3 separate regions of the Mus musculus genome follow, and all the other regions are linked to region 1. The links are chromatin loops, found by intact Hi-C in ENCODE. Cell type or tissue: left cerebral cortex. All regions are shown on one strand. Links, peaks and the distances in the headings refer to the core of each region. The heading gives the core; the rest is flanking DNA.

Evidence for each region. Peaks named below come from ENCODE experiments on the same cell type or tissue, not always from the same donor. Only the 100,000 strongest peaks of a DNase experiment are listed, where the experiment ranks them.
Region 2: a loop joins it to region 1, with 5 times the contacts of the local background. A loop is called at or near these places in 19 of 42 quality-filtered maps.
Region 3: a loop joins it to region 1, with 2.3 times the contacts of the local background. A loop is called at or near these places in 9 of 42 quality-filtered maps.

Annotation. Positions count from the first base shown.
Region 1 is chr7:139,385,148-139,395,222 of GRCm38, forward strand. Inpp5a (inositol polyphosphate-5-phosphatase A) reads left to right here and starts at 3,962. Exons shown (of 16, transcript NM_001127363.1): 1 at 3,962-4,317. The coding sequence starts at 4,243. Gm46004 (a long non-coding RNA gene) reads right to left here and starts at 4,000. Exons shown (of 2, transcript XR_001778314.2): 1 at 3,419-4,000; 2 at 1,322-1,994. In left cerebral cortex, for the core only: CTCF peaks have their summits at 4,492 and 5,405; DNase peaks (open chromatin) are centred at 3,738, 4,367, 5,452, 5,943 and 2 more places; H3K4me3 peaks cover 2,779 bases; H3K27ac peaks cover 2,234 bases.
Region 2 is chr7:139,298,686-139,308,760 of GRCm38, forward strand. No RefSeq gene overlaps it. Among named protein-coding and RNA genes, the nearest start is that of Gm32486, 6.8 kb to the left of the region's middle. In left cerebral cortex, for the core only: a CTCF peak has its summit at 4,772 (motif pointing right); a DNase peak (open chromatin) is centred at 4,794.
Region 3 is chr7:139,208,803-139,218,877 of GRCm38, forward strand. It overlaps Lrrc27 (leucine rich repeat containing 27), which reads left to right and starts at 4,186. Exons shown (of 11, transcript NM_027164.1): 1 at 4,186-4,465; 2 at 5,873-6,157; 3 at 9,426-9,556. The coding sequence starts at 5,921. It also overlaps a transcript of Stk32c not described here. In left cerebral cortex, for the core only: a CTCF peak has its summit at 4,651; a DNase peak (open chromatin) is centred at 4,482; H3K4me3 peaks cover 1,438 bases; H3K27ac peaks cover 1,374 bases.

The DNA.
Region 1 (10,075 bases), core at 3,334-8,333:
GAGCCAACTGACACCCTGGAAGACAATGGCTCCTTGACATGCTAGGCAGAGACTCTAGGACATCTTTAGGACAGGGTTGCAGTAAAGACAGAAAGATGCAGGGACATAGCAAGGTACAGGATAAAGGAGGGTTTGTATGAAAGCAGACTGATGATTGAAATGCCAGCCTATGAGCAGATGGGACACCCCAGGAGGCGCATCCTGGATGTGTGATTGGTGCCTCATCTCCCTGAAGGGCTGGGGAGTCACAGAGTAGCTAGCTACCAGATAAAACAGCTTGCTGCTGTAGCAGGATGAATATTTCCACAGTGAAGGGTAAGAACAATTGCTAGGGTGGCTGGTGGTCCAGAGAGAGGAGGCAGGATTTCTGCTGACATCTTTAGTGATGAGGACTCATGTGGGACACCAAGAGGTCTAGTGCTCGGTGGCTGTGCCCCTGAGTCCGAGGGTGCCTTGGATGTGGCAGTACGTACTCTTTAATTTTTTGAGTTGTTCCCCCCCACCCAGCTAAGTTTTCTCTACTTTGGAAGTAGACTCAGAGCAAGTACATAGCACACATAATCAGATTCGAAGGGCAGTCAGAAAGTGTAAGGGACGGGGAGAGGTGAGGGAGGGGTGCATGAGCGTGACTGAACCCTGGAGAAGCAGAGAGAGGAAGCTGGAAGCTGAGGCACACGCATGCATGTCTGTGTGCGTGTCTTGTGGGCATGTGTGCATTGATAAAGGATGGGATCAGCATTGGGTTTGAAGGTTTTTGGTGTGGTGTGTGTGTGTGCGTGTGTGTGAGTGCCTTGTGGAAGAGAATCTGAAGGGCAGAGGGAGGGCGAGGTGCTTGGACTTGGAGGTAACATTGCTATCGATGATGTGAAGGGTGAGTCTGTCATAGGGAAAGGATGTTGGAGTGGGACTATGACTACCCACTAGGGTACTGGAGGAGTCCAGAATGGATAACAGGTACAAGAGGGGGCTAAGACTGTAAGGGTGAGCCATGCTTGGAAGGATAAAGGAAGGACAGACTCTGATGTTTATGAAGAAAGGGGGTTAGGACAATACTCACCTTGGCCAGGGGGTGCTGGTATATGAGGGAGAAAATGGCCCGAGGGGAGGCAAGGAAGCGATGCCATCTTTCAAAACAGGTTACAGGGAACAGCATGCCCTATATTTGGTTTCTATTAAGGGTATGCTTGCCAGGTATAGCGATGTACTATTATGCAGCCCTTGGGAGATGGAGACAAGAGGATTAGGAATTCAGCACGGGCCCTAGCTGTGTGAGACCTGGTCCCCCTTCCCCACAACAAAGACAAACAAACAAACAAGATAATGCTTGGCATGCGTTAACTTTGTTGAATTATTCAGCTCCGTGGGGATGGCAAAATGACACAGACAGGAAGTTTGACTGCAGACATTTATTTCTTACAGCTCCAGAGCTTGGAAATTCAAGTTCCAGCACAGGGTGCTCCTGGTGTTAGGCAGAGGTCCTCTTGCTGTGCTCACATGACCTTTATGTGCAGCTGGAGGGGCAGAGGACAGAGGACTTCTGATCCCACTTTTTATAAGGACACTAATCCCAGTAGATCAGAACGCCGCCCTTCAGGCCCCTGTAACTTTAAAGACCCCAGGATAGTCCTTATTTCCCAATAACCGAATGTGGAGTTAGGGCTTAAGTCTACCGAGTCTGGATGGGGTACGCAGTTCAGTTCACAGCAGACATCTACTACTGAGTGGTGTGGACACTAATCAGTTGAGAGATGGATTTTTGTGGAATAAAAGGGTTGAGAGGTAGACTAGAGACAGGCAGAGATAAAGGCAAACCACACTGCAGCTTGAGCTTGATGCCATTGCAGAGTGTAGCAGAGCAGTAGGAGCATACCCTATGTCTGTGCAAAGTGGGGTGAAGATGGACACCAGTCTTTGCTTCTTTATAGCAGCATTTCCACCTCATTGGCAGTGCAAATTTGCCTGCTCCCATCATGCATCTTGGCATCATGACAACCCTAAACCCATAAGGGCAGAAGAGAGAATAAACCTTATTTTGGTAAAGTGCCAATCCAGTCTTAGAATGTCTTTCCCTAACTTTAACTCTTGAATACCCTCTCTTCTTCTAAAGCTTGTCTATAAGATAGAGCATTCAAAAGCACGGCCACAGGTTTTTCTCCAGAAGCCTGTACACACTGACTCCTTGAGTGTGGGCTTCTCTCTGTAATACTACTTTCTCTTAATCCTTTTCTTTGTCGCATCTCTGAATTCTTTCTCAGATGGTGCCAAGAGTTGGGAAACACTTGGTAGGGAGCATGTGGTTACTGGGCACTGCGCTGTAAGCACCAGATACTCATTTCAAAGCCTTGCTGTGGGAAGCTCATTAACATTGCTAAATGCTAGTTCCACACTGGATGATGTTCACATCCATTGCGTTAAGTAAATGCCCTGTTAAAATTAATTCCGGCGGTTGTTAACCTCTGAAAAGTCCATCTATAGCGGGCGGGCAAGATGGCTCAGTGAGTAAGAGCCCTTGTCACCAAGCTTCATGACCCGAATTCAAATCCCAGAACCCATGCTATAAGAAGAGAACTGATAATTGCAACCTGTTTTCTGTAGCGTGTGTGTCTGAACCAATGCACACCATACATACAAACTAAATACAAAATTAAAGAATGAACCCACCAGAAGAACTGTCGTTGCAAACAGGGTTCTAGTATGTCTGTAGTACTGTTTCTTTGGATGCCTCCTCGCAGGCTACAGCGCAGCAGCCCCACTGGACAGGGCTTTCTGGAGGCCTAGACTAGCAAGGGTTACCCAGCTCACTATATGTTCCCTACCAGCCCCGTCCCACCTCCAGGAACAACTGACTCTATCTCAGAGAAATTTCTTGATTCCTTCTACATGTAGGACTGATTCTGTTCTTCTAACTAGCATACCTCCCTGCCCCCCACCTCCAGCTCTCTCTGGTGGCTAAAATTCCCGGACTGACCACATCCCCCACCTTGGGAACTGTCCTTGGGTGTGGCATGGGGGCCACAGCTGGCTATCCAAACACCTAATCTGAACTTTTTCTTTTTTAGGTGGGAGGGGCGGGGTATGGTCTCAAGCTAGTTTAGGTTGCTATGAGTTCAGGTTGGCCTCGAACTCATAGCAATCCTGCCACAACTTCCGAGTACTGGGATTACAGGAGTACATCAATACGCTTGCTTCTTAAAAGGATTTATTAGTTTTCTGTTTTTGGATGCCAACAGCTTTCTGTTTTGTAAGCAAAGTCCTATATAAGGAACTGGGTGGACGTGTTAGGAAATTGCAAAATCCCATACACTTGATCTGCAGACCCACTCTTTGCAGACCCAGAGCTGGGACTGGAGGAGGCTCCTCCTTAATTCTCCGTGGCCCTGCTCCCTCCCACGGTCCGCCTACGTCAGACTCCCCGTACCGGCGAGGGCCTGGACCCAGGCTGAAGACCGGTTCCACATCGGGGGGGGGGGATGGGGGGCCAGGACAGAGGTTCCAAGGATCTCCAGGGCTCCCAACAAGAAGGCGGGCTGTAGTCGTCCAAACTCGCGGCTCCTTTAAGAAGCGCTTTGGTAACAGGGTCGTGACGTCATGGGAGTGGAGGGTGGAATATGCGCGTAACCGCGGCAGGGCGGGGCAAAGCCAGGGGAGGACTCAGGGGCCTGACTGACAGGAATGCCCCATATGCCCGCCTCTCCCCTCCTCCATCTGGTGTTGGCTCCGCCCCACCCTAGGCTTAGCTCCTGTGAGCAGGCCCGCCCCTGCACAAACCCCACCCCCAGCCTGACTCAGGCTCGAGAACCCGCCCTTCCAGTGGACCCGGAGCCAGGGAGCCTAAGACCCAAGTCTGTAGATTGTGTGCAGGCCCCGCCCCATAGGGAGGCCCCACCCCCGGCGCGACCGACAGCCCCGCCTTCTAGGGTCCCACCTCCTGTGGGGCGGGACTTGTCCCAGCCGGAGTCGGCGGCGGCGGCTGCGGGAACTTTCCCGGCGGGTCTAATGGCTGCGCGCGGGCCGCTGTGAGGCGCGGCGGCGAGCGGGCGCGGGGCCGCGGAGCAGCGAAGAGCCGCGACCGCGAGGCTGGAGCCCCGGCCAGGCCCGGTCCGACCCGCCAAGCCCGCGATGCGCCCCTGTGCTGTCCCCCGGCGCAGCTGACGCCCCGCGGCCCCGCGAGACCCCAGCCCTACCGGCCCCGCAGGAAGCGGCCGCCGCCACCCAGTCCAGAGCCCGCTCCGCCCGGGCACCATGGCGGGGAAGGCGGCCGCCCCCGGCACCGCGGTCCTGCTGGTCACGGCCAACGTGGGCTCGCTCTTCGACGACGTAAGTGCCGCGCCGTCGGCTAGGGAGGGGCGGTTACGGGCTAGGAGTCTCCCAGCCCGGGACCCTGACATCCCCATTTTCAGTTGGAGACCCTAAATTCCGGCCCCTACAGCGTCTTCTATAGCCGCGGACTCCGGGCCAGTTGTCTTTGGGACGTGTGACTCTGATGCCCCCTACCCACAGCTGGAGACTCCGACCAGGATTTTCCCAAGCCCCAGACAGACCCTGACCCCATAGCAGGGGGGTACCCTAGGCCAGGAAACTTCCAGCTACACACTCGGGACCTTAACACCGCTTTTCTGGTACCCGAGGCCAAACTCGAAGACTCAGTTTTTGAACCCCTGTCTTAACCCATACTACAGGAACCCAGACTCAGTCCAGATCCTTGAATCCTGATGCTGGTTCCTTGCTTTGCTCCCAAGACAGCAAATCCCTATCTTTTTCCTGCCTTGGAACTCCAGAGCCACAAGTACTGACCTGGAATTTTGACCCAGAATCCTGATACTTGGATGTCCTGGCTTCCAAACCCAAGCATACGCTGACCCCAGGTTTTCTGATTCACCCCCTGGCCCCCAGTCTCTGACTCTGATCCCCCAAGTCTGATTTCTGGTTCCAGAAACCCAGCTTTCAAAAATTTTGGTCCTGTTCCTCTCAACCCATACCACACTGACCCTGAACTCTGAGTCTCTACCCTAAAACCTCAGATCCTACACCTACTCTTGGCCCCAGAGTGAGGTCCCTGCCTCTAATTCTACACCCCATCTCCCATCCCCGAACCTTCCTCCCAATAGACCTCAGTCCCAAACCTTGAGCTCCATCATCTGAGTCCTGGTACCTATATCCCATCCCTTGGTCTTGTCTTCTGAGGGGCCTGAGGCGTGAGGCACCTCATTTTGCCATGTAACTTGCAATAGCACTAGTTCTCAAATGAGGTAGCTCTCTTCAAGCCTTGGGGGACTTTATATTCCTGTTTACTAAATGAGAAGGTGCTGAAAAGCTCTTCAAGGCCAAAAATGATGCCAAAGGCCTTTATCTTGTAGAACGGCTTCTCCAGTCCCACCCTGGAACCCTGGGCTTTCTTCTCCTCTGGGAGGCAGAAGGGAGCTGAGGCCTGGGGCACTGGGAGCTCCCTGGAGCAGGCTGGGGCTGACCTAGTTCAGCATTGCAGCCATGGTGCCACCCCGCTGTTGGTACTTAAACTGCCAACCCAAATAAAGCAGGATGCGGCTCCAAGTGGCATGCTTGTTGAAGAAGAAAGGGTAATGCCACAGATGAAACCTTGGAGCCACTGACTCCCCTTCCTCCCTCTCCACCCACCCCCTTACCTAGGTGAACAGTCGGGATGGTGCCAGGGCTTGGATACAGGCCTGATGTAGATTTCAGGCGAGGGTCCTGTTTCCTTCCTGGCAGAGAGCATGGGAGAAGAGTCTCACAGAGCTGGGTTCACAGTCAGCGTAAGCTTGGCTTTTATTAGTAAAAGGCAGGCGTTACTGCTATATTTTGTTATTTTCACTTACAGACATGCCAGTGTTTTAGTTCCCTGCTAGAGAGGCGCTGTCTGTCCGCTCAAGCAATGGACAACTTGCTGTAGTTTCACGTGTGATCGTTTTTCCACCAGGGCCTGTATATTTAGCACTCTATTCTAGGCCTTCCAGTAACATGTCACTGTAGCGTGGTTTTTGTTCGGATGATTCAGATCCGTTAGCTGTGGCTTCAAAGCCTCAGAAATGTCAGGAAAATTAGGCATGGTGGGGCACTTTCATCTCCAAGGGAAAATAATTTTGCTGTGAGAAACATTCTTTCTAGTAATTTTTGATTTCTGAGTTCTAGAGTTTTTGTTGTGTTTCAATTGGATACGTACATACTTCTTTCCGCTGATATTAAAGGGGGTGACTTAATTCACCCTCTTTATGTATAGAGCCCTTACATAGCTCTCACTGGCCAGGTACTTAGAGTGTGGACTAGGCAGATGGCTCTACCTGCATCTGCTGGGATTAAAGGTGGTATAACCACCATGGCCACCTTAACCCACTTTTTAGCAACATGGTATCTGAATTTTTACTTGTTTTCTTAAGGCTCTCTGAAGTTTTACACTATATTTATATCGCAAAAGAGTGTCTGTCTTAATGAATTGTACCTAAGTTAATTCCAAACCAGTCCCCAGGGACAGGCATGCCCTCAATGGAATGACCAAGAAGGGCACACTCATATTCTGTGGCCTGCTTCCTTGGTCAGGATCTGGGTGCTGTGGCAAGAAGCTGGGTAGAGAAAGTGGCCAATTCTCAAGTGAGGTAGATTTTAATTCCTCAGTGCTACTGGACTTAGCGAGTGCTTGTGCTGGACTGTGCGCCTTGGTGTGCCATGCACCCCTGGTGACAGATGGATCTCTCCAGCGGTGTAAAGAAGTTCTTGCTGTGGGAAACAAACACTACCCTGCCCAGGGCCTGAGCGGTTGCTTGGGGGAATCAGCTCCCAGGAGGAAAGTGTCCGATTTGAAACAGTCATGCTGGCTCCAAAGGCAGTTTTTCCTTTTATGCACAAGCAGTAGGTGGTTTGTTTCTGCATTTGTAGTTTCAGAAGTCTCCCCTCCTATGCTCCCATCTTCTTCCTAATCCAGAGGTGACCCCTCTTAAAACATCATGTACATTTTTTTTTTTAAATTGGGGGTTGAACCCTGGCCTTCCCTGCTTTGCTATAGGCCCTAGCCCATGTATGTAAATTTTAATCATAGCTTTGTCGTCAGTACCCTGGGATCTCCAGAACATGTTGTTCAGCCTGCTCTTGTCTCACCAGCCATTCTGGCTGGCATCCTTGCCTGGCAGGGTGGCCCACTGCAGTTACTGAGCTGTGCTGCTGAGGGCCTTTGGTGGCGTGGAGCCCTTTGACCTTGTTGTCTTGTCCAAAGGCATCACTGTAGGTAGACTTGTTTCATGTTCTTAACAACTGTGGAAGACCCCACAGAGTTGGCCTGTGTGTGTGTGTGTGTGTGTGTGTGTGTGTGTTGTACTATCAGTACTCATTGTTTTAAATGTCAAACTGAAAATGTTAAGCACAGAACATCATGGGACACTCTGCTTAATGGCAGAGGAATTGGTCGCTTATACCCAGCGCCAGGGCAGGGAAGCTCTACGGTCCCTTGAGTGAGACAGTTAAAGTCATTGCACAGTGTTAGGACAAAACACCCTTGGCTCAGTCAGTCTTTGGGAGAAGAGTCATCAGCCTCTGAGGACCTCTGTCCCAGCTGGTGACCCTTCAGAAGTGTCTTTCCAGGGAGCCAGGGGCACCTGATACGTTCTCATTTTCTAGTAGTGACTGCCACATTGCCTCTGGCTGACACCTAGTTTGATTGAACGTCACTAGGAGAGAGGGAATGGGTGACCCGGGCCATGCCTATGATTGTTCTGCCCATCTGGCTGGTGCTTTAACAGCTGTGTTTGTAGCTCTAGACTCCATACGTGTGGACTAGTGGTGAGCTGAGAAGGTAAATGCTTGTAGGCATGCTTCAGAGTTCTCCCGCCCTTACATGGTCAGGCGGTGTTGGCCTGGTCCTGCTATGTATTCAGAGCAAGATGTTATTTAGAGCTTGTTTCCTGCTTTGCTTAGTTAACTCCCAAGTGACCCTTTCCAGGCAGACATGGTCTTGCAGAACTGGCAGTGTTAGTAGGGACCAAGGGTCCTAGTCAGCAAATGTTTTTGAGCCATGGGACAGAGAGAGGCAAGTCAGAACTGCTGTGGGTGGGTGGACTCCAGGCAGACACCTTGGCCCATTTCTCTCTCCCGCCTCCCTTTTCAGATTTGTCCTCTTTGCCAGGTTTCACCATTAGTGCGGAAGGGGCTATAGTCTGCCTAGCACAAGCCTGTTCTGTCCTAGAGGACAGTCTCCACCTCACTCCTCTTCCCAGGTCTGTTCCACACTTCCTCACTCTGGGATTCTTGATGTCAGGACTAGGGTCACTTCCTTGCAACAGCTCTAGAACACTCAAGTCACTTCACAGAGAAGCCCTGTATATTGGCTTCGCCCTCCATTGCTACTGCCCACCACTAGAATGTTTGCCATCTCTGTGGATTTGTCTATTTGGAGTTTCCTGGTTCCTGGAAGTAGAGCTGTGGAGAATGTGGCTTGTGTGTGTGTGTGTGTGTGTGTGTGTGTGTGTGTGTATTTTTCCAGGTATGTGTGTTGCCTACATGTATGTATGTGTAGCACATGCATGCCTGGTACCCACAGAGGTTAGAAGAAGGCTTCAGATCCCCTGGGAGTGGAGTTATAGACAGTTGTGAGCTGCCAAGACTTTGGTCCTCTTCAAGAGCAACAAGTGCTCTTAACAGCTTAGCTAGCTCTTCAGTCCCCTGTCCCCATTCATTTCATGTCCCTCCTAGTGGTTCTTGGTTTCCCTCTATCCCCCCAGTACCTAACATTGCTCTTCTTTCTAAGACTTGGCTTCTTGGAGACCCTGTTTTTGCTTTTCCATTCTCTCTTCTCAGGGTGGTACAGCCAGGCCAGTCTAGCCCTTCCCTGGCCATGTTCTCATCTGTCCTCACATAGGTTCCATTGCTCTGTGATGCCCCAAACTGCAAACAAATTGAAGCTACGACAGTCCTGTGGAGCACAGGGCACCCAGCCAGGCCCACTGCAATTTTTCTCCACAGAAAACCAGCACTCTTTTTAAAGTTATTTGTAAATGCGCATGCACACATGAGAGTGTGCACATGAATATAGTGCCTATCAAGGCCAGAAGAGGGCACCTATCCCTTGGAATTGGGTGCTAGGAACTGAACTTGGGTCCTCTGCAAGAGCGATACATGTGCCTTTAAGACAGTTCCCTGAAGTGAGACTGTTGCACCTGTCTTTTTTTTCTCTTGGGCAGAGCATGTGGCTGCCAGTGGCTTGGCCTTTCCTGCTAGAAAGGGCTACTTTCAATGTTTAGAATCTTGAGAATGGCTAGAAACCTGGTATCATCTGTTTCCATGCTGAGAATGCCCCTCCCCTTAACTCTTTCCCAGTGTGAAAGAACTGGGACCACTCGTCTCTTCGCCTCTCCCTAGTTGGTCTTACAATAGTTAGGTGGCTGAGGAGTCTTAGTATTCTTCCTTTTGGCTGTGCTGTTTGTGACCAGAGATTTCAGCAAGCAGTCTGAGTTGCAGTCAGTTTTTTGAATCTGTAAGACCCAGCACTTGTCTCCCGGGGTGGTGGGATCAAATGAGACACTATTGCAACATTTATGCTACTGTTACTGGTGCCTCTGACCATGGTATGAAACCATTTCTGACTTGTAAACACAGGTGATTTTCCACAGACATCATTTCCTGGCTTCTTTCAATGTTTAGAATTTTGGGAGACAATGTTTAGACTTTTGAGATACACCTGGTGGTCCTCTGCTTCCCTGCTCTGCTTGTCCAGCACCCCAGCTCTAGTCCAGAGTGAAGGGAGGAGGACCATGTGTTACTGACTAGCCTGTGAGGGTGCAGCATCTCTCTCTCCATGTGGCCTCATCCATCCTTCATGCTTTCATTGCTCCAGAGGTGCTGAGGGGCATGGGTACATGGGAACGGCTTGGAATATTAAATATTTTCCCATCTTTGAAGTCAGCACTGAGGGTGGAGCTGTTGGAGGACAGAGCTCTTGGATCGTTAGTGACATCTGGGGAGTTATGTTCACACAGCCCACTCAGGCACCTGAGCAGTCTTAGCATTCAGGGGTCCTCCTCCCAGTAGCAGCTAGCTGTGGGGCGGGGAGGCTCTGCTTGCTTTTGGAATCTAT
Region 2 (10,075 bases), core at 2,187-7,186, 88 kb before region 1:
CATCTGCTGGCTTCTTGCAGAAAGGCGACACTGAACCAGGCTCCCTTATAGCAACAACAACCCTTACACCGGCTGCCTGTGGTAGCTAGGCCCACATCCCCTCCATATTCCCTTGTACCTAGTGGGTTTTGTTTTTTTTTTGTTTTTTTTTTTTTTTTTTTTTTTTGCTCAGCTGGGATTTGGGGAGGTGCAGGAAACATCGAAGTTCTTAGACAGATGGAGGCCCCAATCCTCAGACCAGCCAGACTGCCAAAGAGAAGCAGAGTCCCTGGTCTTGACCTTCATGAAGCTCTGGGTAGCCTGGCTCCCAAATTGAGGGCCTCCGGGAAGCCATATAGCAGGAAGGAGGGGCTAGAGGTTTGGTGGTCCCAACTGACCCATCTGGTGATAGCAATTTAACATGTCCCCTTAACCCCAACAGGGCTGGTCTTCAGCACCCAAGGTTGATTGGCATTGGCTTTGGTCTGGCTGGTCTGAGGATTGAAGCCTCCGTCTGTCTAAGAACTTTGATGTTTCCTACACCTCCCCCAATCCCAGCTGAGCAAAACCACTAGGTACTAGGGCAGAATTCCCAGGGAAGATGTCCAGTGCTTTCGGTACTGCCTGTGGCCAGTCTGCTTGGGACTGAGATTTGGAGTGTGGCAGGGAGGACAGGGAGAGCTAGACTCTTAGGCTTTGCTGGGTCACTTTAAGAAACTAGATTTTGAGCAGGCAACAACAAACCCCCGCTCTGCTTCCCCCACCCCGCACCCCCCCTGTTTCGTGCCCCAGAATGATATTAACGCTATCTCTAGGTACGGTCTTAAAACAGCAGAGTCCTGAACAACTCTCAGCTGCTCCCCACCTCAAGAGCACTTCAGCCTTTAGAACTTCCCAGGGTGGGGTCACAGGCAGGAGGAGGCTGTGCCACCTTGGGTGGTCTTCCCTTAGCCTCCAGCAGGAAGGGACCCGACAGTGCAGTGGCGCCACCTGCCGACACTTCGCAGTATTGCATAGATCCAGAGAGGGGAATCCAGGCTCAGGGCTGACAGGTCCAAGAGAAAGGAATACAATCACCTCTTCTCAGATTAAGTATCTAAGAAAAGTGAGCACTTTTTTAAGACAAGAGAGAGGGGTGTCCTGGAAAATCCCCAAGGTAAGGTTCTGGGCAGCTAGGGTGAAGTTGGAGAGGCACTAGGTAGAGGGGCCATGGACAAACAGAAGAAGGGACAGCCTGTGACCAGTGTTGTGAGGCGAGAGCCAGGCAAAGGTCTAGGGGCTGCATGTGGATTTGATTTCATGATAAATGTACATATTTTGGAACTTTGGGGGCTGAGCTTAAGAACTTTTCTAAAGCAGAGACTGTCAACCTCAAAGATTAAGAGACGGCATAGCATCTCAGGGATACCGGCATGGGGTAGAGACACAATGCCAGTGGCCCGATGGATATGGAGTGTTAGATGCTTGGACCCTGGGTGGGTCAGTTCTCTAGCCCTGGTTTCCAGGGTGCTCCGCCAGGGTAGTTCAGAGAGGCTCCATTGTGCTGCAGGTGGGAGCTGGGGAGTGGTAGCAACATGGCTGCCAAGGTTTTCATGTCTCTCCTTAGCTGTGCAAACTGGCTAGAAGTAGCATAGCCCCAGTTCACACAGACCTGTGGGGGGTACCTCTTCCTGGATGCAGAGTCCCAGAGAACAGTCATGGGACCATCCTGCGGGACACGGAACTGGAGTGGCATAGCCATGAGGGCACAGACATGAGGGAGCACACTTCCGGGGAGCTAGGGCAAATGGGCTACACCTCTGGGGCTGCAGAGCTTGGCTCTGACGCCAGGGCATCCAAGGTCAATGCAGTCATCCTGGGGGAGTGGGGGAGGGTGTTTTCAAAGAAGCTGAGTTGTAACAAACATCTCACACTGAGTCCTTGGCACAGGGTGTGCAGGTCCTGGGAGAGGAACGAGGTGACATCTTCATTTCCATAGCAACCCGGATGCTTGGCAGGGTGACAGCGGGGCTCAGAGGTGGCAGGTGCACATGGGTGAGCCACGTGAAGAGCCCAGCCTGCTCAGGCAAGTTAGGGAGGCTGCTTTCTATACCAGGGCCCAGGTTCAGCCCACATTCAATCGGGTCCCAAGGGCTTCCTGACATTTGTCCCAGGATTCTGTGGCCCTGAGAGCCTATGCCAGAGCTAAGGCCACTGTTATTATGCCTGTCTGTAGCCTTGTTCCAACACTCTGGCCCTGGTCTGCTGAGCTACTCAGCTTCTTGGCACATGGGTGGACTGGTCAGTGCTTTTACAGGGCCCTGCCCCTTAAGTGATTTACCTGTGGCCATGGGTGGAGACTGATCACCCCTACCTTGCTTCTTTTGCTTTTAACCCAAGTACGTAGGTTGGACCTTTCTTTTGCCTGTGCCCAGTGTTAGTAACCCATAGTAGGAAGGTAGGGATATCCCTGTGATTGACTGAAGGGAAACAGACACATAGTCTGTCCAAGATAAACAGTAAGATTCCGCACATCCCACCCCACCCTCCTTTTTTCCTTTTTTTTTTTTTTTTTTTTTTTTTTGGGAGCCCTGGCTATCCTGTCAGTATGTAGATCAAGCTAGTCTCAAATTCACAGAGATCCACCTGCCTCTGCTTTTTAAGTGTTAGGACTAAAGGCCTGTGCTACCACCTTTGTTTTCTTTTTAAAAGAGTTGCCATGATCATAGACTTTCTTCACAGCAATAGAAACTCTAAAACAAGAACCTGCCCTGAATGTGGACAGCACCATTTCATGGGCAGGGCCCTGGAAGGCATGGGAAGGTGACAGGAAGCTGAGCTCCAGCACGCACTCATCCACGCATGCACGCATGCGCACACCTATTGCTGTCTTCTGACTACAGATGTAAGGCAGACAGTTCTCTCACTCTTTTGCTGCAGTGACATTCACAGAATTGATGGACTGTAACCTAGAGTTGTGAACCAAATAAACCCTTGCTCCCACAAGTTGCCTTCGTCAGGCTATCTTATCAGCACAACGGAATGGAAACTGATAGCCTCGAAGTGCAAAGGCCCCTCTCGTGACCAGGGAGCAGATCTGTAAGGTCAGCCCTCACCTTCCACTCCCTAGCACTGTCAGGCATGCTCCCTACATCCAGATAACAGAAGCATTTCCTGAGGACGTGGACCAGATAGCCTTAGGGGACCCAGTGTCTGGGCAACGATAGATTCCTCTTAGCCAAGGGGCTTAGCCAAGCACCAAGGCTGCTGTGTCTGGTCATTAGGGTAGGTCAAGACCATGGTTAGAAGACAGCATTGCTTAGGCTTCAGCAAGGAAGCAGGGCAGATGGGCACAGCACTGGAGAGGTAGCTTAGAGTTCTATAACTGGATCTGCAGGCAGCAGGAAGAGAGAGCTGGCTTGAACATTAGCAGCCTCAAAGCCCACCTGTAGTGACACATTGTATCCAACAAGGCCACACCTACTCCAACAAGGCTACCCCTCCAAATAACGTCATTCCCTATGGGCCTATGGGGGTTTCATTCAAACCACCACAGTCTTCCCATAGCAACCCAATTTCAAAAACAAACAAACAATCTCTCACAGGCACGCCCATAGGTTAATTTCTTACTAAGACTCTCTTCCTAGTTGATTCTACATTGTATCACACACAGGAAAGCTACATTGTATCAAGTTGACAATTAACCATAACCATCACACACAGGAAAGCTGGACGTGGTACCCAGCGGTACCCAGCAAGGCCTTCTCATATTGAAAGCCTCGCTGGTAAGCCTGCTCTTACAACAGGCATCCCCTGGTAGGTCCCAGCTCCGGTTTCTCCCCCAGGCTGTGGCCTAGCGCAGCTGCTTGCTGCTGGCTGATGGACAGGGCTGGGGAGGAGGAGTCAGTGTTCTGTAGTCCCTGCAGACAAGGTTTTAGTGGTGGCCTTTTAGCATGGCTAGCCCTTGTCACTTCCCCCTTTATCTGTTCTGGACCTCTCCAGAGGACAACCCCAGGAATAGCTGGCTGAACAAGAGGACAACCCCAGGAATGGCTGGCTATTTCATAGGGTCTGAACAAGGACATTGCCTCCTTCAGGAATGGCTGGCTGAACAAGGACACTGCCCCCCTCAGGGCAGAGGGACCACCCAAACCCAGAAAGAGCCCAATAAGGCCTGTCATGGGTGAGAGAAGTCTGCAAGAATGAGCTATACAGAGGGCATGAATTAGCTACCAATACAAAGTTTCTAGCTTCAGCTGCAGGGAATGATGGAAGCTCACATAAGGACTTGTCCAGGCAAAGACTCAGGAAGTAGAGACTCCTTGACACGATGTAGCATGAGTACCTATCCAGCATAGGACAGATGCCTGGGTCAGTCTGTGATTTAGCTAGGCCAGAGGACACCAGTGATTGGCAGCTCAGAACATCATTGCTGATGAGCAAATGGGGATTGTAGCTCCTATTGTGTCCATGCCCCTGACTGCCTTTGGGTTGTGGGCACAGGCTGGCGATAAGTGGGGTGAGATCAGAAACACATGGCTGACTTACCATAGATGCCAAGATACTTCTCAGGGGGGAATGCCAAGGAGCCCCTGAAGTGTTTACCCTTCCAGGTAACCCACCTTAGTTACAAGGGCCCAAAGCCAGCAGATGGGGTGGTGATGGTGGGGTACCAAGAGGAGTATCTTGAGATGGCAGGTCTAAATGGCATCACTAGACCATGACAGCCACTCCAGTGGGTCACAGAGAATGCCCACAGCTCACAGTCATAATTTAGCCCTGTGATACAGCCCTGCCATCTCGGGGTGTTGCCATTCTCAGCTCTGCCAGCAGAGGGCACCCCACACTTGTGTGAGCAGTTCCAGAATACGTGGTGCTCTAAGGAAACTGCCCAGAGCCAGCAGAACACCGTGCAACTCCATCCAAAAAGCCCTTCTGGCAGCAAACCTGAAGAAACTCATGACTGGTACTCTGAAGTTTACAGTCAAATGTATGCATGACCTGGGATAACCTCAGAAACTTCCTCCCAGACATTTCTCACCAGAGGGCAGGTGCTTTTATATTCACGAAACTGTGAATGAGCTAAGTGTTGGGTTCCGACACTCTATCAGGCAGTCCTGGAATTGACAGGCTGTGTGTGCTCTCTACACCAGCTTGGTTTGGCTTAAGAGTGGTGCAGCTGGAAAGCTATGTCCCATTGTCCTTGGCCCCCTTGCTGGTGCCCACGTGACCACAAACAGAACTGTCTGATCTTGGATATACATAGTGACTGATGACACAGGCTGGCAATGTGCAGCCTGCTTAGTGCTTCTCTGCTCATGTCTGTCTGCCTGTCTGTCTGTCTGTCTGTCTATCTATTCCTTTTGGGGGTTTTGTTGTTCTGTTTCTATTTTTTTGAGACAGGATCTCTTTACATAGTTATCTATGTCTGTCAAGGAATTCTATTTGTAGACCGGCTAGCTTTGAACTCATAGAGATCCACGTATCTCTACTTTCCAAGTCCCAGTATTAAAAGTATGAGCCACCACACCCAGTCCCTCCCTCTTTAAAGACAAGGTCTCACTATATTGTTCCAGCTGGCCTGATACTTTAGAGACCTGCCTGCTTCTACCTCCAGAGTGCTGGGACTAAAGATAGACTTGGACCCTAAATATGTTGCGCGCGCGTGCACACACACACACACACACACACACACACACACGTCAGAGAATAACTTGTGGAAGTCCATTTTCTTCCATCATGTGGGCCCCAGCGATTTACCTCAGGCTGCCAGGCTTAGTAGCAAGAACCTCTACCCTCTGAGACATCTCAACAGCCTATGCCCCTCCTCTTGCATAGTGTCTCTAATAGTGAAAGTGACCAGTGGCCGGGTGGTGGCGGCACACACCCTTAATCCCAGCATTCAGGAGGCAGGGGCAGAGGCAGGGACAGAGGTAGAGGCAGGCAGACCTCTTGAGTTCAAGGTCAGCTATAGATCGACTTCCAGGTCAGCCAAGGCTATACATAGAGAAACTATATCTCAAACAAAACAAAACAAAATGAAGTGAGAGTGAATGGCCTCAGGGTCCTTCCAGGTGGCCTGAGAGCTCACTTGGAGAAGTGAGAGCTATATACTTTGGGATAGTGGCTTGTGTCTGCTTGCAGAGGCCTCCTGAGAGACGCAAGGCTAACTTTTGATGCAGATGCCTCTTGCCTCTGGCTGGCTGGACTGCAGATCTGAATGGGCTCTACCCTCCCTGGGGCCAGTAAGGGGCTCCCTGAGCTGCACTTGACCACAGCTGCAGCTCTGTTAGGTCTCCCACTTTGAACCTGGGAGGCCCACCTAAGAGTGCTAAGAGAAATAATGGCTCCTAGAGTCCTGGCCCCCAGCACTTGAGAGATTCTGCCTGGCCCTAGACATATGGGGTTCCATGTATCTCTCCTCCCACAGATCGGAAGTTGTTTCACTGCAAGTAAAATGGCATCAGGGTCTGGGTCCATACCCCAGGCTAATTTAGCTCTCAGCATCTTCTCTTTATCTTCTTTATTCTTCCTGTCCCACTGGCTAATGTTTCTCCATTTCTGGTCCCCATTTCTGATTGGCTCTCTTGTCTCCCTCCTTCCTCCCTGGTGGCAGCCGTGCCCTCTCCCCTCTCCAGGCTCAGTCTCCAGCAATTGTTTTGCTGCTTGTAAGAGTGCTGAATGATACCAGGTGGATGAATGGATAAGTGGGTGGGTGGGTGGATGGGTGGGTGGAGATAGATAGATAGAGATAGAATGGGTGATGGAAGAATGGGTGCATGGGTGGATGTATATATGGAATGCATGTATGAGTGAATGGATATGAACAAATGGTTGGGTAGATAGATAGATGGATGGGTGGATGTATGAGATGACTAGGTAGAGGGGTAGATGGATGGATGGATGGATGGAGCATCTCATACCAGGCTGGCTTCTGGACTCTTGAGGCAATGCGTGTGGGCAGACTAGACCTTTTGGCCTGAGGATCTCAAAACCTCTGAATCTCCTTCCTTCTTTTGCTGCAGGAAGTCTTGCATGACCCTGCCCAGGTACAGCTGTCTCACACATCTCAGCCTGCTGCCCTGCACTTCACAGCCTGGTTCTTGAGTGTATACATCTCGTGCCTTCTTTAGGATAAGTGAAATCGGGTTACTTAGCTCTTTCTAGAGGGATGGGGAGGCAGCCTCCAAAACCAGGACGGATGGCGGTGCTTCTCCGGGGAGAGCTGAGAATTAGGTTCATTAGGTTGTTTCTAAATTAGTCAGAACATGATTGAGCTCCACGGGCCTCAGGAGTCACGTTCCAGTGTGGAGACCTGGTAGGAGACCCAAAGATTCTCAGGAGGCTGGGCCGTGGGGATGTGCTCCCCAAAAAAGGAAATACTAGCAGAAAGGCTGTGGAACAAAAACAGAGCCAATGGAGCAGGATTAGGCTTCAGCCAGAGAAGGACCAACAAAGGAGAAAAGAAGACTCAGGAGAAGGCAGGGGTGGACACCTGTGCATGTGGGGAAGCCAGGAGCACACAGGAAAGTGGACACCTGTGTAGTCAGGGGAATAGGGACCTGTGCAGGTGGAGCGATGGGCACCTGTGCAGATGTATGTAGGCAGGGAACCTGGGCACTTGTGTAGACAGGAAGGTACTTTAGAATGTTAGCCTCCCAGCAAAACAACCACTATATTCATTGTGTGTTTCCTTGCTTACAAGAGACTGTCACAACCCCACTAGTTGATTGCTGATATTTCTTTATGGAAAGAGGGTGTGGGGAGGGTGAGAGGACTCTTACCTGAGACTCCATTCTTCTTCCAACCTAATAGCAGGGAGGTGGAGATCATATAGGCTGGAGAAGGCTACCTGAAAGGGCCTTTATCTCTGTGGCTATGGGAAGCCATCACTTATGCTGGGGTCTAATTTGGGGGGGGGTTTCTTTTCTCTTCTTCCTTTCTTTCTTTCTTTCTTCCTTTCTTTCTTTCTTTCTTTCGGTTTTTTGAGACAGGGTTTCTCTGTATAGCCCTGGCTGTCCTGGAACTCACTCTGTAGACCAGGCTGGCCTCGAACTCAGAAATCCTCCTGCCTCTGCCTCCCGATTGCTGGGATTAAAAGCATGCGCCACCACTGTCTGGCAGGGTCTGATTTTCTAATGCAGCTTTTTAGGGTGATCCACACTCTGGCCGGTGATTCCTCATCCCTACTCTCAAGTAATCCTAAGAAACTGATTGGTTCCCCAGGGTGAACTTTGGTTTGTCATTGGTACCTTATAAGGAGAAGGCTGATGTTGTTACATCTCTCCAGGGAAGGGAATGTCAAAACAGAGGAGTAACTCTCCCTTGAATACCTCCTAGTGCCTGGGAGCAGCCTGGGTCTCCAGGATACAGCATCATTACACGACATAAGCAATTGATGGGGTCCCTCCCACCAATGGTGAACATTCAGAGTGGCCACTGGCACTTGAGGGGACACTGACTGGCAGGGACTTAAGGGCCTGGGAAATAGCCTGCTGCCCTCTTGAGGATAGTCATTGACACCCTTGGGTGAACACTAGAATTCATGGGCAAAGTCTGGACCATTACTTGACCTACTCCCAGGGTAAGCTGAGCAGGAAGTATCATGAGACAGCACTGTCCAGGGCTCCCGCTGGGGACCATGGCTCAGGAAGCTCCCTAATGGAAGGCTGCCATGTGTGACAACCTATGATTCTTCTCCCTCCTTTTGTGTTAGACCTACCGGGGGAAGGAAGCATGTTAGGCACTCATTATGCCACAGGGTGGGTGGGGGAAGCTGCCCCTTTCCCTCAGTCATCTGACTTCTCCCCTCCCTACTTTGTTTTCACTAGGAAAGGGGTCTGGGGAAAGACAGTGGGGCTGGGAGCATCTAGAGACCTGACTGGAGATGGGGGTACAAGCATCCCCTGGATGTACCAGAAAACTAGGCAGCCAGAACACTTCAGGAGGCTGTCCTAACTGTAAGAGAGTGTTATACCCTGGATGGCGTCCTGCTCCTAGGAAGATGTTGTGCCTTTGGGAGGATATCCTAGCCCTGGGAGACATCTCATCCCTGAGAGGGTATTCTGGCCCTGAGGAAGATATCCTCATCTTGGGAGGGTGTCCTGTCCCTGGAAGGGTGTGTCATCCTTAAAGAAGGAGCCCTGGCCCTGGGAGGGTTCTAAATACTGACAGTGCTAGTGTGCTGTTGTTGTTGTTGTTGTTACTTGCCTAGTTACTTCTGAGGCTTTCCCCTGGCAGGTGTAGTGGTAGGCAATGGGACAAGTAGTGGCCACTAGTCCCCTTCTTGGTAGTAGTCAGAAAGAACTGCAGGAGCTACCAACCCTGGACCTCTCGTGGCTGATAGCCTTAATCTAAGTGCTGTCAAAGACACATCAACCAGAGGCCGGGCGTGGTGGTGCACGCCTTTAATCCCAGCACTTGGGAGGCAGAGGCAGTCAGATTTCTGAGTTCGAGGCCAGCCTGGTCTACAGAGTGAGTTCCAGGACAGCCAGGGCTATGCAGAGAAACCCTGTCTCAAAAAAAACCAAACCAAACCAAACCAAACCAACCAACTAAACAAACAAAAAGACACGTCACCCAGGACCTTATCACCTCAACAAACCAGCCAGCACCAGATACCATGTAACACCAGGTAGGAACACCATGTAACGCCAGTTTGGTAGCCCTGTGCCCCAGTCTGTTCACAGCCTACCTCCATTGGAACAAGAGTATAGTGTCTCCTTCAGGGCAGTTCATATTGTCCCCATACCCCCAGAGCTTTGTGGGACAACTCCTTTCTTCAGTTGTGAGAGGCCCAGGAGCAGGCTTGACAGGGCAACGTGGACCCAACAGGTCTGGCATTGTCCATGTTTGGAAAAATGACACTCCTGATACCCCTGCATCCTCCTGGAGGCCCCCAGAGAGCCACGCTGGGGCTGCCCAGCCCTGCCTACATATTTGGAAGGGCCGTTGCAGCCCCAGCCAACTCCTCATGTTCTCTGGCTGAGCCGAAAGCCAGCATGTTCTTCCAAGCCTGGAAACTCCCAGAAAGAGGGAAGCTGGCCTCACTGTACGGAACAGAGCCATCTTGAGGTTGGCCCAGGAATGGCCCTTGTCCTCCAGCAAATGTCCAAAG
Region 3 (10,075 bases), core at 1,621-6,620, 180 kb before region 1:
GCCTGTAGATGACATTTCCCTGTGTCCTCACACACTCCATAGTCCTGTGGCAGTGCCTGAGCTCTTCTTACAAGGACACTAGTCACACCGGATCAGGGCCCACTTAGAAATCCACATCTCACTGCGGTGACCTCTCTAGCGGCCTTGTTTCCGCAGAGTGACATGATGAAGAACTGGGGTCAAGACTCCAATGAGTGAACACAGATTCTGCCCTTGATGGATCTACAGCCAGGGACTTTTCCAGCCAATAAAGACTTTCCTAATTGCTCAGCCCTCATTAGGAAGATCATCTCCCTGGTACCTTCCTGGAACCCTCAAGTCTGCCAAAAGCATTTCTTGTTTATTGAGCCACCCCTAAATGCTGGCACTTCTTGGGGGCCAGTGTGCAAACCCTGATGAACCTCACACGGACCGGTCCATTCCCATTCTCTTGTATGTTTCCTTTCTCTGATCTCACTGAATCCAGCTTCACCCTCTCTTATCCCTCCTTCTCCCTTTATGAGTCCCAGATGTAATAACATTTTGAGAGTTTTCTTTAAAACAGAGAGAGAGAGAGAGAGAGAGAGAGAGAGAGAGAGAGAGAGAGAGAGAGAGAGAGATAGTATACGGCTATCCATTAAAGTAAGAATTTTGTTATAATCCCAGGGGTGGGATATGGAACTACCTCAGATTGTCCACAGCAGCTATGATTTGCCTCATGCTTGATTTGCCTCAGGGGCATGATTTTGTCAGCTGCAGATAGTTTCTGTGATTGTGTGACATATGGAATCCTGGGGACTTTTCAGAAGGTATATAAATGCTAGGACCCCAAAAGGCAGGGTTGGTGGTGGTTGTTAGTTGTGGTTTGTTAAGTAGTCATACACAAAGGAGAGGGGAGGGGAGAAGGGAGAGGGAGAGAGGGGGGGAGAAGAAAAGGAAGAAGAAATTAGATATCCTGTTGGCAAAGATCAAACTTGCCCCAAGGAACTTGACACCCTTTATCAGCAGGAAGTATTCTAACATAACGATGTCCCCTTTCTCCTCTATTCTTTTTTTTTTTTCCCCTCTCATACCTAGTGTTACAGGTTGAAAGGGTAGAAGAAGAAAGAATCCAGAAAGTAGCAAAAGACAGCTATGCCCAGAGACCTAGAGTCCAGGATAAACTCAACCTGCTCTTGCCCCATTTGTAGTTATTACAGACTAAGTTTGTTCTGAGCCCTCACTAGGCTGGCCTTACTTATTTGTGACAATATGAGCTCATGTCCAATCGTAGCCCCATTCTGTACACCCCTGGCATGTCCTGCCATCCCTCTTCCCAGCCTGGGATGCCGGGATGCTCCTCCATCTTCTTTTGCTTCAGCATTATCATTCACTCTTTCTGTCCCTTAATGTTGCTTAGCTTTAGCCATTGCAAGGGTGTGTCGCACAGAGGTCCCTCCCCACTGCTGCTGGCAGCCATTTCTCAGTCAGTCAGAGGTATGAGATGCTCCGTTGACTCATGAAATTCACTAATCCATGTGTCCCCTTGTCTTCCGCAGGTCTTTGATTAATCAAGTGACTTCTGCAGACCTGCTGGCCCAGCAGAGGCACATCTCCTGCAGCTGCTCTAAAAAGAACCTAGAGCCATAAGATGTGACCATTGCCGGGCGTGGTGGCGCACACCTTTAATCCCAGCACTCGGGAGGCAGAGGCAGGCGGATTTCTGAGTTCGAGGCCAGCCTGGTCTACAGAGTGAGTTCCAGGACAGCCAGAGCTACACAGAGAAACCCTGTCTCAAAAAAACCAACAACAACAAAAGAGGATGTGATCATTGTGCACAGAACTCTCTATAGTTCCTGTGTTCAAGTCCCCAGTAGCTCCCTAAGGTGCCTACAGACACAGTTCCCAGCAGGGGGACCCTGTGATTGCTAGCACATGGACATTACACCAAGTGTCCCATTTTGCCAACAAATGTCGAGAGAGAGAGAGAGAGAGAGAGAGAGAGAGAGAGAGAGAGAGAGAGAGAGAGAGAGAGGAGAAAAGAGTTAGACATGAAAAATGAGGTTTGCACCCCAGGGGGAAAGCTTTAGTGAGCTGGTAGATGGCCATGGCAGGAGCTGGGTAAGTCTGAGGAAGAACCATTCTGAGGAGGGGAGGGGGGAATAGTGAGGGGTTGCTAGCAATGTGAGTCAAGGTCAGGGTGTAGACATGTAATAAAATGGCAGAAAAAAGGCTGGCAAGAGCCTGAGCACAGGACATAGTCCCCACCAGGCACAGAATGAAACCTGGTATGCACCTAGAAACACAGGGATGCAGATTTCGGAAGGGTTTCAGCTTCCTTCACTGAAATGGCAATGGGGCTGGCAGCAGCCTTTTCAACCGCAGCCAGCAAGCAATATCTTTAAAATTCTGATAGAAAATTGTTGTCAACAAGGAACTCCGTACCAGTTAAATAGTCATTCAAGAATTAGATGAAAACAAAGAGGCTACATTCATAAGCTTAAGGAGAATAGCCCAGAAACACTTGCCAAGAGAACTACTCAACAGAGGCGGTTTAGCTGGGTAATAAAGTGAGCACAAAAAAAGGCAAGATGAGTTCCTACATATAATTAACTACCAGATACAAAAACCAATTTTATGGGCTTCTAAAGGAAATCAAAACTCAAGACAACCGTAGGATGAAGCAGTGGGCTGAGATGCTGCTAGGCTGGAGTACCCAGTGGCTCCCCGAGGTGCCTATGGACACCAGTTCCCAGCACATGACCATTACACCAAGCATCTCATTTTGCCAATCAAATGTGTATAAATTAATGTCTAATTTTGGATATAATTCTATTTTCCTAGTAGCAGGAAAGGTGGAGCATGTGTACTTGTGTGCGTGTGCATGTGTGTGTGTACATATCTGCACACATATGTGGGTGGGTATATGTACATATGTAGAGGTTGAATGTCAACTATGGGTGTTGTTCCTAAGGAGCTGTTAACTTGTTTGTTTTGTTTTTTGACACAGGGTCTCACTGGCTTAGAGCTCCACAGTGGTTGAGGCTGGTTGGCCGGTGAGCCCTCAGAATCCGCTTGCCTGTCTCCAAGAACAGGAATTATAGGCATACACTGCTGCACCTGAACTTTTTAAATGGATTCTGGTGATCCCATGAGTACGTGGCAAGCATTCCACTGAGAGCCACCAGAAAGGGGCCTCTCTGATGGCCTGTGTGGCCAGGCAGGAATGCCCTGCCTGCTCTGTATCCTAACGCTCCTCACAGCACCTCTTGACCCCAAGCTTTAGCAACCTGTAACCAATGGAACACTCGGGGGGATTCCAGCTGCCAGCCGCCATCTCTGCAGTGTTGAAGGGACATCAGGAGACATTTGATCAGAGGGCTACTGGGCTCCCACAACTCTTGAGTTTCCTAGGTTTTCTTGTTTTCTTGTTTGGGGATATTTTCTTACAACTTACTCCCATCTCACTTTCAGTCCTAAAGAATATATTAGTAAATGAATTGAAAATTCTATTCTATTATTTAAATTTATTATTGCATTCATATAGGGGATACCACAGGACAACTCTGTGGAATTGGTTCTCCCCTACCTAGGTTCTAAGCATTAACTCATCTTGCTGGCCTGAGTAAACAAAATTTGCTGTTGTTTTGGATCTAGACTTCCACTTTGGTCCCATCTTATACTTTCAGTTCCATCCTGCTTTGCTACTTCAAAAATGTTTAGCAAGATTATATCACTGAGCACGTTAGCTAAGGGCATAATTCAATGTCCAGGCCAGTTCATTTCCGATAGTTTCCCTTAGAATTGATGACGTGTCATGTTGCTCTGTGTGTGACACATTACTCACTAAAAACGGTGGAAATTGCTAAGATCTCAACTTCTGGCCCCCAGAAAGGAGTGACCCATATCACTTCATTGGTCAGGATCCTCTAGAATCCGCAGCGGGCCTTCTATCCCCACCAGATCTGATACTAAGGCAGTTTACCACGTTCCCGTAATTTCTCTTTTCGGGAGGGATCCTTTTTCTCTAAAGGTTTAGGGTCTATGGACTTGGTTGACCTGCCTCCCAGAATACCCTGCTCTGCAGGTTTCTAAATGGAAAAGGACAGCCTCCAAGTTTCCACACTAGGAGAGTCTGTGCAGATCCAGGCCCCAGGACAAAAGGGCCAGCAAACCCGGCACCAGCCTGGGAAGCCGAGAGCGCAGCACTGCGGCAGCTGCTTCTGCGCAGGCGCGGAGGGCAGCGGTCAGTTCCAGAGGCCTGAGGCCCGAGGGTCCATGGCCCTGGAAGACGGTCTGGTCAGCAGAAGCATCACTCGACCTCCTTCGGGTCCCCAAGCCCTCCCCGAATCCACCAGCCCATCCTCTCGAAGTTTCTTTCTGGCCTTGTCGCCCACCTCCAGCATAAGAGGCGGTAAGCGCACGCGCACCGAAGCTATCCCAAGCCAGACCTGCGACTTGATGCCTTCCGGCCTCCGTACCGCAGCAGCGTCTCCATGGCGACCTGGTAAACCGCGCAGCTCGCTGGTTTGTTAGGTGGTGCCTGAGCCTCTCGGAGGCGGGGCAGCCGACGTGTCAGGGCGGAGTCGCAGGTGGGCGGGGAAGAGCAACGGGGCTGGAGGGTGGGATAGCTGTTACGTCAGTCACCGCTAGCCGGCTGCACTGGATGGGACCCGGCCACCAGGTTGTGGGGCGGGGTCACAGTCTGGCGGGCGGGAGTAGACGCTGGGTTGGGTTGAGGAGACCGCCACAGACTCACAGAGCAGTGAGTCTGGTCTGCTGGGGGTCCTGTGAACGTCAGCCTTTGATGGCGCGGTGGTGGGAGAGAACTATGACTAGATCCCCTACCCTTTTACAGTGGCCGCACCTGGGAAGATGGGATTGAGGTCCAAAAGTCGAGTTCCCCTACCAGCCCAGTCTGGAAACAGCATCACTAGTCCCCTGCCTCCCTCTTGTCCACACATTTTCCTTACAATGTAATTTGATGGAGGCAGAATCTTTCCTCCTAATTCCAAGGTGTAGAAAAAAAATACAATAAGCCGTAGACTATGCAAAGGCTTGGAGACCTTAGGGAGACCCATTACCCAGCTTGGGGGGGGGGGTGGCATATCTCCTGCCAACGCAGACCTAGGTTCCCCATGAATTGTACACCTTTAAGACCAGCTCCTTAACTGAAAAGTCACCCGCTCCTTAAAGGAGAGTGAAACTAGGAAAGTGTGCCAGCATTTGGCAGATCTTTCAGCCATCCTCTTTGCTTGGATGGTTTTGCAAGTAATACCCTGGCTAAGCAACAGGATTATTGAACTAAGATGCAAGATTGTCATTGCCCAGGTTTTTCCCTAGTGCCCACCTAGATACCTCTTTGGTCTGGTCTGGGCCAGTGTGGGAGGCAGGGGTTGGCTTCCTGACTTCAGAGTCTTGGATACAAGAAGCAGAGGAATTTCCAGGGTGGAAATAGGAAACTGTCTTATCTCTTCCCATCTTACAGGTGTTTTGCAAACTTGAAAAGTCCCCCGGTGTTTTCATCCTGGATGCTTGTTTCCACTGGTATCTTCCAGTTAGACTGTAGTCAGGTGGCTGTTTGCTTGTCATCTAAGCACTTTGGAGGTGCATACAGGAAGATCAGGAGTTAGAAGTTCACCACAGTGAGTTGGAGGCCAGCCCAGACTACTTGAGCCCCCCTTCTCGAATCATAATTGTCATTCTCTTCTTCAAACTTTGTGGTACAGCGTGAGGAGCAAAGAATATAACCAGTACCTCCTTATGTCCCAGCATTTACAAGTTTAAAGCTAAATTCATAGTACTGTTGCTTTTTCAGCAACTCGAGTCCATCCCCCCTCCCCCCACCCCCCCACCCCCGTGTGACTTCTGGTTGCTAAGACACACACACCACCCCCACCCCCCTTGTTTCCAGGTGACTCCATACCAAGAAGGATGAGCAGTGGCCACTGGAGCGCATCACATGGAGGACACCAGCCCCCAAGCAGTGGCCGAGAAGGCTGCTAAAGACCCCAAGGCTGCTAAAGATCTCAAGGATGATGCTGCTGCCGCCACCAAGAGCTTCCCCGATCACTTTTCCAGAGAGGGTGATGATCAAATGGACTTTGAAGGGGTCATCTTTTCTTCCTCACCAGTTTTAGACCTGAGTCAAAGAGGCCTGCGCCATTTGGGAAAGTTCTTTAAAATTCCCAACCTCCAAGTAAGTCCAGATGCTGGGAGGGTTAGGATGCACGCGTGCCTGCAGCCAGCAGCAGAATCAGCTCTGGCCCTTTGTTCCTCTTGTTCAGAGAGGTGAATTCTAGAAGGAGCAAGAGGGTTCACTGGCGTTTCACTGGCTGATCACAACAAAGAGCAATTGAGATGCGGTGCCAGGCAACAGAGAGAGCTAGGTATCGGGATGGGGCAGCTCTTTGCCAACCATGGGTTGTGTTTCTTCATGAGAAAGTCGGGTGGAGATCAGTGCCCAGACACCCTGGGTCTCTGATTTAAAATACATGTTCTTCTGAACTCCCCGGGCACTCTGAAAACACTTGAAAATTTTCTCTCATTCTCGTGATGTTACACACAGCTTTCCTTTGTGTCAGACCGGCCTTCAGGGAACTCCCTAGTAAAGTTGCCTTGCCCCTGTGCTTTCTGGAGCAAGCAGTGTTGATGATGGCAGACAGGATAGAGGATGCCCCGGCATTGTTGGCACTGCCCTGGTGTCACAGAATGTCCTTGCATTCAGCTTCATCTGGAACTTAGAAAGAGTACTGTGGTATATGGTAAGATGACAGAGTAAAATGCATAAAGACCTTGTCAGAAACTTACATCACAGCACTGAGGTAACTCTGCCCACATCTGCTCTCAAGGCATGAGAGGAGCAAGCACTTTGGCCCTCTTTTTGTATATGAGGTCCTGCTGTGTGACCCAAAGCAGCCTCAGATTCAGCAGTCCTTGTGGCCTTGCCTGGCTGGGTATCATCACCTCCCAGGGGGAGTGCATGGTTAGTTACAGGGCCTACCTCCTTCAGCTGCTGCCATTCACATGTCACTAAGAAGTGAAGCTCTCCTTTCTCAGGAGTCCAATCAAGACGACTGTGTTATATGCAATGCCCATTGCCTTTATTCAGACAGGAAGGAGGAAATTCCAAAGTCTTTCAGGTCTAACCCAGCCTCATAACTGTCCGAGAAGACAGGCATCGCTATCCCAGAAAGTCTGTAGTAACTACCCAGAGCTACAGACCATTAGGGGTTAGGGCCTCCATTTTGCAACTGTGTAGCAGTCGTTCCCAGAAGGTGTCCACACTAGGGACACTGATGCTCAGAGGACATAGAAAGGAACCCTGTTCACATAGGACCTGGAGGAAGGGCACAGCACCGGGTGCTTCACTGGCTCCAGACAGCTCGGAGCCAGCCTTGCCAGGCTTGCTGGGGCGGGATGGCGTGTTACCCTCTCTGATGTTCACTTTCCGGTGTTCAGAAGGAGGCCTGGTTTCCACTCTGAGTATCAGGATTAGCTTACACTGAGAGGAAAAGAGCATGCCTGAGCAGGCTAAAGTCAAGCAGGGTCATGATAGGATCTTTCATGTGCGTGTCTTTGAGGACATGTGTCCTCATGGGCCCAGAGACACGTGTGCTTGTATAAGGATGTGTCTCCTCGTGTATGTGGGGACATCTGCCACCATACGACTGTACCTATGTGGGGAGGGGGAATGTATCCTCACATGTCTAGAGACAGGCACATGTGTGTGCATGCATGTAGCTATGTATTCGTATGTGCCTGAGGAATGTATGTGCATGGAGACAGGCATTCTCATGTACGCGGAGGCATACATGTTCTATGTGGGTTATGTACTCTGTGTACGTGGGAGCAAGCATAACATCCAGTCAAGGGCGTGTGTCATACCTTGCATGCCAGCTGCCACTCTGCTCTCCAGAGACCATGCCGGCCGCCAGCAGGCAGGGACTGGTGCTCTCCAAACCGATGTTCTATTTTCATACTTACAGAACACCACTATTGCAATCAACAATCTTCAAGAACCTGGAAGTCATTTATATCAGGAAGATGGGATCCGTAGAGTTGGGAGCAGTGACACCCTGACAGGGGGAAGCTGCCAGTGGCTGCCAAGAGTAGGAAGGCAGCACAATGGTAATGGCTGACACACTCACACTTACTGTGTGATCTCATGGCTGACACACTCACACTTACTGTGAGATATTGCCAGGGAAGGTCCATTGCCCCCACTCTATAGGCAAGGACACCCAAGAGCAGAGAGGTGCAGGAGCTTACTCAAGGTCACATAACTAAGAGTTTTTGAACTCTAGAGTTAAACTCAGGAAGTATTCCTGACATCCGATGCCACCCTGTGGCAAGTGTGGACACAAGTATAAATGTGCAAAACAATGCTTTGACAGCATAAAGCGGCAACATGAATGGAGGCGTTTGAAAAAGACCCTGTAAGCCAACCACACTGCAACTATGAAATAACACCTTCATGGGCCGGCAAGACAGCTAAGTAGGCAAAGGTGCTTGTCAGGGAAGCCTGGCGGCCTGAGTTCCAGCCCCACCCAGAGCCCATGTAAAAGTGGAAGCCAAGAACTGGATCCATAGAGTTGCCCTTTGATTTTTACACGTGTGCTGCTGCATGCATGCACACCACGCATGCAACAAAATGATAAAATTTCTAGTATATACTTCTAATATATATTATATATAATCCCACTATAGTATTATATATTTCATATGTATGTATGTGTATATATATATATACACGTATATAATGTATATATATGTGTGGATACACACACACACATATATATATACTCTACACACACACACATATGTGTGTGTATAATGTGTGTATATATATATATATATATATATATATATATATATATATATATATATATTATACACACACACATATATACATCCAGGAATTCTCAGTAGAAACTTTCAGAAACAAACTATGTTTTAATAACATAAAATGTATTCTATTGCATTATTGGTCTTTGTTAACCTCTTGCTATGCTGGCTTCACTGGCTACACTTCATTGTGGGAGTGCACAGACAGGAAAGCAGAATGCCCCAGTGCTCTCTATGGTTCCAAGCATCCACTGAGGGGTCAGGACAACACCACACAGGACTCGGATCAAGCAAGCCACATGTATCATGGCTTCTTGCCTGCGTGATGCCTCTTTCCGTGTGGCTGGTCATCACAGATCATGCCACACAGAATGTATCTGTCTGTGTCCTGTAGCTTCCTCCTCACTGCCAACTGGGAGTGAATCAGGCATGGCTCTTGCTGCTGTTCACTGGGTTTGCTGAGTGTAGCCAGAGAGAAGGAAAACAGCCGTAGGTTTTCAATCTCTCTGGTTCTTGAGTCCGCTGTTTGGTTTGATGTATAGCTGTGGCTGTTTTAGTCCTTTTGGAGATGGTTTTAAATTTCACTGGCTGACAAAGCATCCTTTGGTCTCCTGTGGAAGCAATTACACCTGCAGAGGAATTTGCTCAGGGAGATTCCGGAGGATTTCTTCCAACTGCTGCCCAACCTGACATGGCTGGACCTCCGTTACAACAAAATCAAGGTTCTTCCATCTGGGATTGGCTCTCACAAGTAAGTGTCCTTAGATGTGCAATTAGATCGTCTTGATCTGGGCTGGGCAAGAGGCAGAGGCAGGCAGATGTGTGAGGGTGTGAGGCCAACTTGGTCTACGTAATGAGTTGCCGTCTCAGAATTAAAAAGTCCAGATGGTTCAAAGTGCAGGGTGCATGGCCAGCCATCCCAGGTGAGCCAAACATGTCATGATGGGCTGACATTTTCTTGGGTAGCTGATTCCACCTGACCCTGCTGTAGGCAGCTAAGATCAAAAGTACACTAGGTATATGAAAACCCAGCCACATGTTGCCATGGGCTGTGGTGAATCCCCCCTGACTATTGGGGAAGAGTTTTGCCCACTTTGGGAAAGCTAGAAACCTCCAAGCAAGCAGTATGGACTGTCCTACCACATTCCTGCCCCTTGGCTTCCCAGGATTTCCTGGAACTCCCAGTTGCAGAGCCCAGTCTAGCCCACCCTCGGCACCCAGGCTTCCACCCCTGCCCCATCTGCAGGCTCACCACCTCCTTTCCTGGTTC